Linked DNA regions of Homo sapiens: regions 1 and 2 are each linked to region 3. A link is a contact called in ENCODE Hi-C or POLR2A ChIA-PET data. All regions are on one chromosome and are shown on one strand. Each heading gives the region's core, a stretch centred on a gene start or an enhancer-like site at or near the end of the contact. The rest is flanking DNA. Distances are from core to core; before and after follow the strand shown.

Region 1 (2,965 bases), core at 391-2,890, 660 kb before region 3:
TGCACTGATACGGACCAATAACAATGATAATACAACGGTAAGGACTGATAAGAGGCACATAGTCACATTATTAATCATGACAAACTTTCCATCAAATTCCACTCTCATACCATTTCAGCTCTCCTCATGCTCCCATTTCACAGCTCAAACAGATTTTTAAAAAAAGAAAAACAGTCATTTATCTAAAAATTCAGATTGCAACTTAAGATAGAACATATATACATCACAACTCAACCAAGATCCCCCCGAAGTCTACAAAACTGCTAATCTCAAGCAATCTTCAATCTATGACTTCAATAAACTCACTAGAAAGTGTTTTTTAAAAGTTCCTAAACAATGAAGATGGGGGCACTATACCAAAATTACACACATACTTCAAAGCAAAAGCAAAGCAAATGCAGAAGCCTGAAAATACTAGTGTAAGGACAGAGACAAAAGAAGAGTTAAATGAATCTCAGTACAAAGTATCAGAGAGGTGCTTTGCAATTATTACCTGGAGTTGAAGTCAACCTTGCCATAGACTCCTCCAATGAAATCACAACTATCACTGACTGATACTTCAGATTTTAAAAGTTCACTGTACCAGAATTGCAATTTCAAACTCGAGGAGCAGAAGCAGGAACTGCAGAGAAGCTAACAACAGCAACACCTACTGACTGTCTCAAGCCACTCACCAAACTTGTTCACTCAGTCAACTAGAAAAATCAAATGACAGTCAACTTCAAGAGTCCTTTACTTAAGCATTAATAAGAAAATTAGTTGTCAGAGACATAAAGCCATTCATCCCCCAAATCTCTTATTTTGCCTCTAACCATTTATGTGGAAACAATCACTCATCATTTTAAATGCACTGTTAATTGTTAATGCTTTAGCATAATTGATTCCATGGGAAAAATGTTTTAATATTAATATTGTAGTTAATAACTGGGATGTCATCTAATAGTTGGACACATCGGTGGCCATAATAAATTAGCTGAGACCTACTGTTATTACCACTGTTCCATATTATCCTCTTTTTTAAATCCTGGTAAAGGTAGCTTAATTGCAGCTTTCAAAAAACGAAGAGAAAAATGACAGTCGTTAAATCAGGATTATATAGAAAACTAATATTATTACTAAACTGGCTGCAGAATTCAGTATGATCTAACCTTGCACGTTTCCAAAAGATTCAGTCAGAGAATCTTTGCCTTGGACGGATACTCCATAGGAGAAAACAGGAGAAAGTTGACACTTAACTCCCACAGAGTACCAGCATAAAGACAATGGCTTTAAGAGTCTGACTCAGAGTTTCAACATGAAAGGTTTGCTTTATAGAGGAAACGCCAATCCCAGTCCATCCAGATAGACCTGGAACCTGATGAAAGTCGACACCTTTATTCTGAAATTTGCATCACATCGCTGGCTCCAGTTTAGAAACATGATCGTTTCACAGGTAGTATGCATTTCAGCGAATGCTGCCTCTAAACTACCCGTCAGGAAAAATAAAATCTATAAGGTAATCGTAGTCTAGGAGCCATCAATCCCCAAATGCTTCTCTTAGAAAACGAATGCCAACAATTTAGCTAAACATCTTCCTTGGAAGTGAGCCATTTCCCATGTCTCTCTGTTCTCCAAACCGCGATGAAATTTCAACCTGCCCAACACGATTACTGGTCCACCTAGAAATGCCGTGGAGCGATTTAAGAGCCTCGGAAATTTCCTTTAAGGTCAGGAGAGAAGCTGGTAACAGATGGGGCGAAGGAGGAAAAGTTCTTTTTGCGGCACCCTCACGCCTTCCCAGCCCTTTCGCGGTTTACTCGCTCCCCGGAAAGCAGGTTAGAGCATCCCAAAATTTCATGTCCCCAAGACCCCCAAAGGGGAAATTAACCACCCTCGGGCACCGAGCTGTTCGTCTCCATTTCCCACAACTCAACCAACTCGGCCTGCCTACTCCAGCTCAGGCTGCAAAGCGCTCACCCAGGTGACTGGAGGGGAAGGGTCGCCAGGTGGCGACCAGCTCAGCGGGGTGGACGCAACCGCCCGGACCGGGACGCGGGTCTCCTGGCCTCCCGCAGAGACGCCTGCCCAGTAGTTGTGCAGATTCGGGTTCTGGGGTGCGTGCGCGCGCGCCGGGCGCGGTGAAGCCGGACTCGCCCCCGCCGGGCTAAGCTACCAGCAAGCCACCAAATCGAAAATCAAACTTTAACCGGCCTCCTGGGGTCCTGCTCCGGGCCCTGGACCCCAACCCCGGCCAGAAACAGGGCAGGGGGCTGTCAGCCGTCCTGCACCCCCGCTCCCCCCAGGACCCGGGCGCGGGGACCACTTACCGCTCGGCCCGGCCTCCCGGTGCCGCCGCGCGTCCCGGGCGCGTCCGCCGCGCGCTCTCCCTGGGGAGAAAGAGAAACCGTGTAGACGGCCGGCGCGCGCTCACTCGCCGCCTCCTCTGCGGAGAGCGGCGAGGCCGGCCCGAGGCGGGCGCCGAGCGCGGAGCGGAGGGGGGCCCGAGGGAGGCGGGGGTGGAATCAGCCCAATTCCCGAGGCTGGCTCCGAGGGGGACCCGGAATACAGGCTGGCGGGGGGCCGGCGGGGGCCGAGCTCCCGGAGGAGGGGAAGGCGGAGGTGGCCCCGTCCTTGGGCATCAACTATTGTCTAGGCGCCCGGGCCCCCGCTCGCGCCGTCCCCGAGGCTCAGCGCCCCCATCCCGCCCGCCAGCAGAAAGAACTGAGGGGGCGGCCAGTACGGGAAGCAAGTGCGGGGGTCCGGGCTCCGAAGGTCCAAGGTGGGCGCGAGGTTGCCGGGGGGGGGATGAGGAGGTGCGTACCGCATGGGGGAGGGGACAGGTAAGTGCGGACGGGGGCGGGAAGGCCCCAACGACCGGTGGGGGAGGAAATGGGGAGGGAGCCACAGAGGCGGGAGGGAATGGAGTGGCTGCGGGGGCGGCCTCTGGGGCCCAGACCTGGCCCTCCCCGGGGACCCTCCAGCCGGG
Region 2 (2,970 bases), core at 275-2,774, 970 kb after region 3:
GATAAATGGAAACAGGTGAAATTAATCTTAATATTTTATTTAACCCAACATATGAAAAAATATGTTGACTGATTACATCTCAACATGGAGTCAACATAAAAATTCACTAATGAGATACTTTATATTCTTTTTCTCATAGTAGTCTGTACACTTATATAAGAGGCATCTGAATGACAGCGACTCCATCTTGAATAGGGGCTGAGTAAAATGAGGCTGAGATCTACTGGGCTGCATTCCCAGGAGGTTAGGCATGGCATTCTAAATCATAGGATGAGATAGGAGGTCACAAGATACATGTCACAAAAGACCACACCAATAAAACAGGTTGGGCAGAGAAGTCGACCAAAACCCACCAAAACCAAGATGGTGACGAAAGTGACCTCCGGTGTCCTCACTGCTCATTATATGCTAATTATAATGCAGTAGCATGCTAAAAGACACTCCCCCACCATAGCCATGACAGTTCACAAATGCCACGGCTACATAGGAAGTCACCCTATATGGTCTGAAAAGGGGAGGAACCCTCAGTTCCAGGAATTCCCACCCCTTTCCTGGAAATCTAATGAATAATCCACCTCTTGTTTAGCATATAATCAAGAAATAACTATAAATACACTCAGCCGAGTAGCCCATGCCACACTGCTCTGTCTATACTGTCTATACAGCAGCCATTCTTTTATTCCTTTACTCTCTTCATAAACTTGCTTTCACTTTACTCTGTGGACTCGCCCTGAATTCTTTCTTGTGGAAGATCCAAGGACCCTCTCCTGGGGTCTGAATCTGGACCCCTTTCCGGTTACACTTATAGCACACCTCAACTCAGACTAAACACATTTCAAGTTCTCAGTCACCACATGCAGCCACCTAGTAGTGGCTATTGTAGTGGACAGCACAGTCTCAGTGAAGGAGTCCTTGGCCAGCAGTCAGGACAGGTCTGGGGATCTGAAAACAGTGGAAAAGGTTCAGAACCACACGACAGGGCATGAAATGTGAGGCTGAAGATGTGGAAAGAAGGAGGCATTTAGCACTAAGGGTCTCTTAAAGTTATTTAGAAAAGCACTATTTATGTGCTTGCTCTCAAAACCCTTTCTTATATATAAAGGTTATATTTCTACTTCTAGCCTTCAATGGTTTGTAGAAGCAAAGAGATCCAGAGAAAAAGCAAGGTCAATACAGAGAACAAAGGTGTTTAAATGTATAGTTCTGTTTGTTTTGGAATAAGGAAAACAGTAATTATTGCAAACAGATAGTTTATTACCTGTGCCAAGTACTCTTCTGGGTTCTCTCTCTACATGAAGCAGGTACTATATTTTCTCCACTTTACAGATAAGGACAATAAGGCTTAACTGAGTTGAGTGATCTGCCTCAAGCCACACATTTGTAATTGGCAGGGCTGGATTCACCAGGAACTCTGGCTTCTAAGCTGCAAGCCTGACCACTCAGTTAAGCCGGGGCCTGCTGAGGGGGGCAGGGCATCAGGAAACCTGCCAGGTTCTGTTTTGTGGCTCATTTCCCCATTTGATGTGCTCAGCCTATGGCTTTGGAGACATCCAGCTACTTCGTACAGCATATAAAAGAAAGAGTTATACCCAGTATGAACAGCCTTTTTCAAAGGGGAGGTGATTCCCCTAAAGAAAGCCTCCCAGGCAAGTTGGAATTAGAGCATTCCAGACAAATACAAAGAAGAAAAAACAAGTGATGACATCTGATATGGTCAAAAGGTTTCTTCTGAAGCCTCCTAATAACAACAGCTTGTGTTCACTGACTACAGGCCAGGCACTATCTGAGCACTTTACATATGTAACTCATTTAAGTTTCACAAAAAACCCTCTAGAAACATAACAATGCATTACACAGATGAGCCAGGGGTTGAGATACTTGCTCAATTTCACCCAGCAGGTGGGTGGCACAGTTAGGATTTGAACCCCAGAAGGCTGTATTCCCATTCCACAGCACTGGGCAGTATCAGAGGGTCTCGGAGTCAGGCTTCTCTCACACCCATAATCTGTCAAGGGAGCCACAGATGGCAGAGTCCAGTGACAAGGACAAACTGGGTACTGCCCGTAGACTCTGGGCCTCAGTTTCAATACATGAAGGCAATGAACCAGATCACCTCTGAGATCTCTTCTGACATTTGCAAATTTGTCTAAAGTTGGCGGGCCTCACTACCTCTCCAAGGTTCCTTCGCAAAAGTCCTGCAACCATTGTGGTTTTGGATACAGCACAAGGTGTGAGGGGCTAGAGATCATCCTGTCCATGCAGAAATTCCTGCATTGGGACAGATTCCTGCTGTGGACTTGTGGTGAGAGCCGGAAAACAGGCAGGAGTCCCACTACTTAAGAGATACCTGGGGCTGCTCTGGTCCATGGCTCTGCCCAGCCTTCTGGCTTCCCGATCCCGCCAAATAGTCAAGTCTAAAACAGGCTGCAGTGAGAGGGAAGTGAGATGGTTTCTCATGCCATTTGCAACCTTCCTCTCCTATGAGACAAATCTTCCTAGCAGTCAGACAGGAAGCCTATTGTCCAGTCAGGATCCCTTTTCTCATGAGAACTTCCCACTCACTGGGGGAGAGCCAGCCTGCAGTAGCTCAAGCCTTTTTCAGGGTGTGGCACCAGAGCTGGGGTGGGAGAACACAGGGAGAAACCACCCATGGCTCAGGATACCTCCTGTGGCTCTTCTCGGGCCCCCACCACTGCCTTCCTAAGAGAGGCTCAACCTAAGCCCTCCTCGGAAGATCAGCAACTGACAGGTGGGACAGGCCTCGGACCTGTCCATCTTGTTTTAGGCCTGGGCCCCTCACTTCCTCCCCCTCACAGGAGAGGGAAAATGCCAGCCAGAGGCCTCAGAGCCAACAAGCACTTTCTTTTACTGCACCCTGCCTCAAACATAAAAACTCCTGTCACCTGGAGTTTTCATGTTTGAGGCACAGCGTTCAATAAAAGAAAGTGCTTTTAGTGGCACCTAAGCCTC
Region 3 (3,048 bases), core at 150-2,649:
CCTAGCCCCTGGAACTGTGAGATCATACATTTCTATTATCTCAAGTCACCCAGTTTGTGGGACTTTGTTGTAGGCAGCCTTAGGAATAAGCTACCAGAGGCAATCATCATCTCTTCATCATCATCTTCATCATCATCATCACCATCATGGCCAATATTTGTTGAGTGCTTACCTTGTACAGATGCTGGTCTCATTGTTTTACATGTATTACTGATATAATCCTCAGAATACTCCAATGTGGGTACTATTACTGTTTCAATTTTATAGGTGAGGAAGCTGAGGCCCAGAGAGCTGAAGAAATTTCCCAAGTCCACACAACGTGAAAGAGACAAAGATGGGATTTAAGCTGAAGCTGTCTGGCTCCAGAATCCAAGTCCTTCCTAATCTAGTTGTTGGAGGGATTATATAAAATAATGGCCATAAAGTACTTAATGTGGGCTTGGCACATAGCAAGCATGAAAAAAATGTTAGTTAACATTCTTAGAATTCTTTTTAGTCTTGTACCAGTAACATCTGCCTCTGACTTCCCTCAAGTTCCCTTTCATGTATATTTGTCTCTGCAGTTCCTGAGAGAGGGGGCTTTCTGGTAGGCTAGTGACCAGCTCATACAAGCCACATGTCTGGACATGAGAGACCTAGGTGTCCCAGGCAAGAGGAAGCTATGGCAGGCAGGTCTCATGGTGGAGAGCTTCCCCATCCCACAAACAGCCATCTTTGAGTAAACCATGTCCCTTTGAGCTTTCCCTTACCAGCCCTGAGCCACAGGGAGCCACAGGGCTGGGACTAGAGTGATGACACGCCTGGAGGATGACTAAATGGCCTTGAAGAATGATTGAAATTTCGTGCCCTAGGCACCTCCCTCTAATCCCAACCCTGCTGAGCCACCTCGCCTCCATTTAACCACTCAAATATCTAGTAGGCATTGACCAACGGCAAAGTATGTTGCATACTTCGGAGGGAGTACAAAAAAAGAGACAGGAAAAAGGCACCTGTCTGCTTCTTCAAAGCAAATAAAAACAGAGACTTAGGAGGCAAAACTGGTGCTTCTGTTCACAACCCGGCTGGGTGGCTGGGGGAGAATGCTGATGCTCTGTTCCTTCTTTGTGCCCAGACTTTTCCACACTGACAGAAGACACCTCAGGATAGAGACAAGTCACTGATTTCAATCTTCAGGGGTCTAACGTCAGTCATTCTGACCCCTTAAATAACTTCCCAGGTATCAGAATTGCTGAGATTTTTTAAGAGACCAGATTTTTTTTGAGCATTTAGGACCAAAAAACTCCATTCTTTCACAGAATGAGGAGAAATACACAGACTGTCAAGATGAAGGTATGAGAACCAGGAAGTGAAAGAGAATCAGCCCAGATCTAGAAACTGACCTGTCAGGTTTCACTGGCTGCAGGGCAGAAAGCCAAGTCAACAGAAGCAACAGGCTGCTAACCCCCGAGGGCAGCTCTTGTTCACCCAGGACTACAATCTTCTGGTGCACCAGGGGGTCCTTCTGATAAGCTGATGCTACAAGCCCCCCTCCCCTCTCCTCCCTCTCTCTCCATGGTGGGATCTTAGGCCCTTCTGTCCCCTTCCTCACCTGCATGTTGTCGGAGCCTGTGCTGGTGCTTATACAGCTGTACAGAGAGAGAGAGGGGTTTCTGTAAAAAGGTTCCTGGATGTGAACCTCACTGACTGCTACCTGTGTGTGACTTGGCTCCAGCACCTGCTCCCAGAGCTAAAAGCTGTCCTGTCCACAGCTTCCACGCTCCCTGCCTGAAGTCCTCTCTGACCGGGCCTAGCAGCCCTCTTCCCGTCCAGCCCTCCCTCTTTGAACAGACACTTCTGTTTGCTGACCCTGGCAGTCTAGGAAAAGGACCATTTAACAAATAAAAATAAAAATAAAATAAAATAACAGTTTTTGAATGCATAAAATGGTGGTGACAGGGGCAGGGGAAGCAAAGAGGCCTGGAAATGGGGAAGCCTCCCCCTTCCCACAAAGGGTTAAAGGAACCACAGCAATCAATTTCTGGCACTTATTTGGTAAAAATATTTCTAGTTCCCCTGCAGATCCGGTGGGAACTGGCATACCTGGCTGTGGACCAGGGTTCAGACTTTGGGGGAGGCAAGGGAGGCAGGGCTAGGCTGGTTATAGGGTGTGGAGCCTCAGCTGACACCACAGACAGGGCCCAGAAAGATGGAGAAATAGCTGGGCCAAGAGGTAGAATCTGGATAAGAAGTTGGGGTGCTAGGCCAGGACTCTTTTTTTTTTTTTTTTTAAATGGAGTCACGCTCTATTGCCTAGGCTGGAGTGCAGTGGTGCGATCTCGGCTCACTGCAACCTCTGCCTCCTGGGTTCAAGCAATTCTCCCGTCTCAGCCTCCCAAGTAGCTGGGACTACTACAGATGCCCGCCACCATGCCTAGCTAATTTTTGTAGTTTTAATAGAGACGGGGTTTCACCATATTGGTCAGGCTGGTCTCGAACTCCTGACCTCTGGTGATCTGCCTGCCTCAGCCTCCCAAAGTGCTGGGATTACAGGAGTGAGCCACTACACCCGGCCCAGGCCAGGACTCTTAAGGGAATCCAGGGGTGGAGGGGGTGACAGCCAGGCTGGAGGCTGGCCTCAGCGCTACCTGCAGGTGATTTTTAGGCACCTCTCTGCTTTGGGTGGGTGGCTACTGGTACATCTAGTAAGCCCATGGGATAGGTAAGATGGGATGACAGCAGGCACGTGTGAGGGCTGAGGAAGTTAAGACGACGTGGACTGGCTGCCTCCTGATTGCTCCTTCCCCATCCCTGTAGCCATTAGCCAGGACCTGGGGTTGCAGTGGACCTCAGGATAAGTGGCATCGCCCCACAGTGTGTCCTCCTCATGGTTATTAATCCCTTCTCTGGTGTCAGAGGTGCTAAATACTTCACATACACTATGTCTTTTAATCCTCACATCAACTCCATGAAACAGGTTCTATTTTTATCCTTCTTTTATAGATGATGAAACTGAGTTCCAGAGAAATGAAGTAACTTGCTGAAGGTCACCCAGCTGGAAGGGGGTAGAAT

What was found. Hi-C counts contacts between places; a loop is a spot of excess contacts on that map. ChIA-PET counts read pairs that join two places held with the same protein, here RNA polymerase II (POLR2A). Pooled maps may share reads with other maps.
Region 1: a loop to region 3 is called in a map of B cell, with 9 times the contacts of the local background. The contact joins the promoter of SIPA1L1-AS1 here to the enhancer-like site in region 3. A Hi-C loop is called at or near these places in 3 of 168 maps with a recorded cell type or tissue (B cell, CD8-positive, alpha-beta T cell and naive thymus-derived CD4-positive, alpha-beta T cell), 2 of 37 single-sample maps with no recorded cell type and 12 of 50 pooled maps. POLR2A ChIA-PET finds 5 or more read pairs at or near these places in 1 of 52 experiments (activated CD8-positive, alpha-beta memory T cell).
Region 2: a map with no recorded cell type shows a loop between it and region 3 (3-fold over the local background). The contact joins two enhancer-like sites. A Hi-C loop is called at or near these places in 3 of 37 single-sample maps with no recorded cell type and 3 of 50 pooled maps.

The regions. Positions count from the first base shown.
Region 1 is chr14:71,320,523-71,323,487 of GRCh38, reverse strand. SIPA1L1-AS1 (SIPA1L1 antisense RNA 1) reads left to right here and starts at 1,640. Exons shown (of 4, transcript NR_184180.1): 1 at 1,640-1,814. It overlaps SIPA1L1 (signal induced proliferation associated 1 like 1), which reads right to left. Exons shown (of 24, transcript NM_001386936.1): 2 at 2,307-2,366. RefSeq lists a silencer at 2,094-2,965.
Region 2 is chr14:69,694,630-69,697,599 of GRCh38, reverse strand. All of the region lies in intron 2 of SUSD6 (sushi domain containing 6), which reads right to left. Among named protein-coding and RNA genes, the nearest start is that of SRSF5, 71 kb to the left of the region's middle. Within about 2 kb of position 1,524, at least 20 of the 41 ENCODE cell types and tissues checked have a DNase peak (open chromatin) inside an H3K27ac peak, as active enhancers do.
Region 3 is chr14:70,663,947-70,666,994 of GRCh38, reverse strand. All of the region lies in intron 1 of TTC9 (tetratricopeptide repeat domain 9), which reads right to left. Among named protein-coding and RNA genes, the nearest start is that of TTC9, 24 kb to the right of the region's middle. RefSeq lists enhancers at 1-111, 112-612, 1,110-1,269. Within about 2 kb of position 1,399, at least 19 of the 41 ENCODE cell types and tissues checked have a DNase peak (open chromatin) inside an H3K27ac peak, as active enhancers do; they include B cell, where a contact is called at or near this core.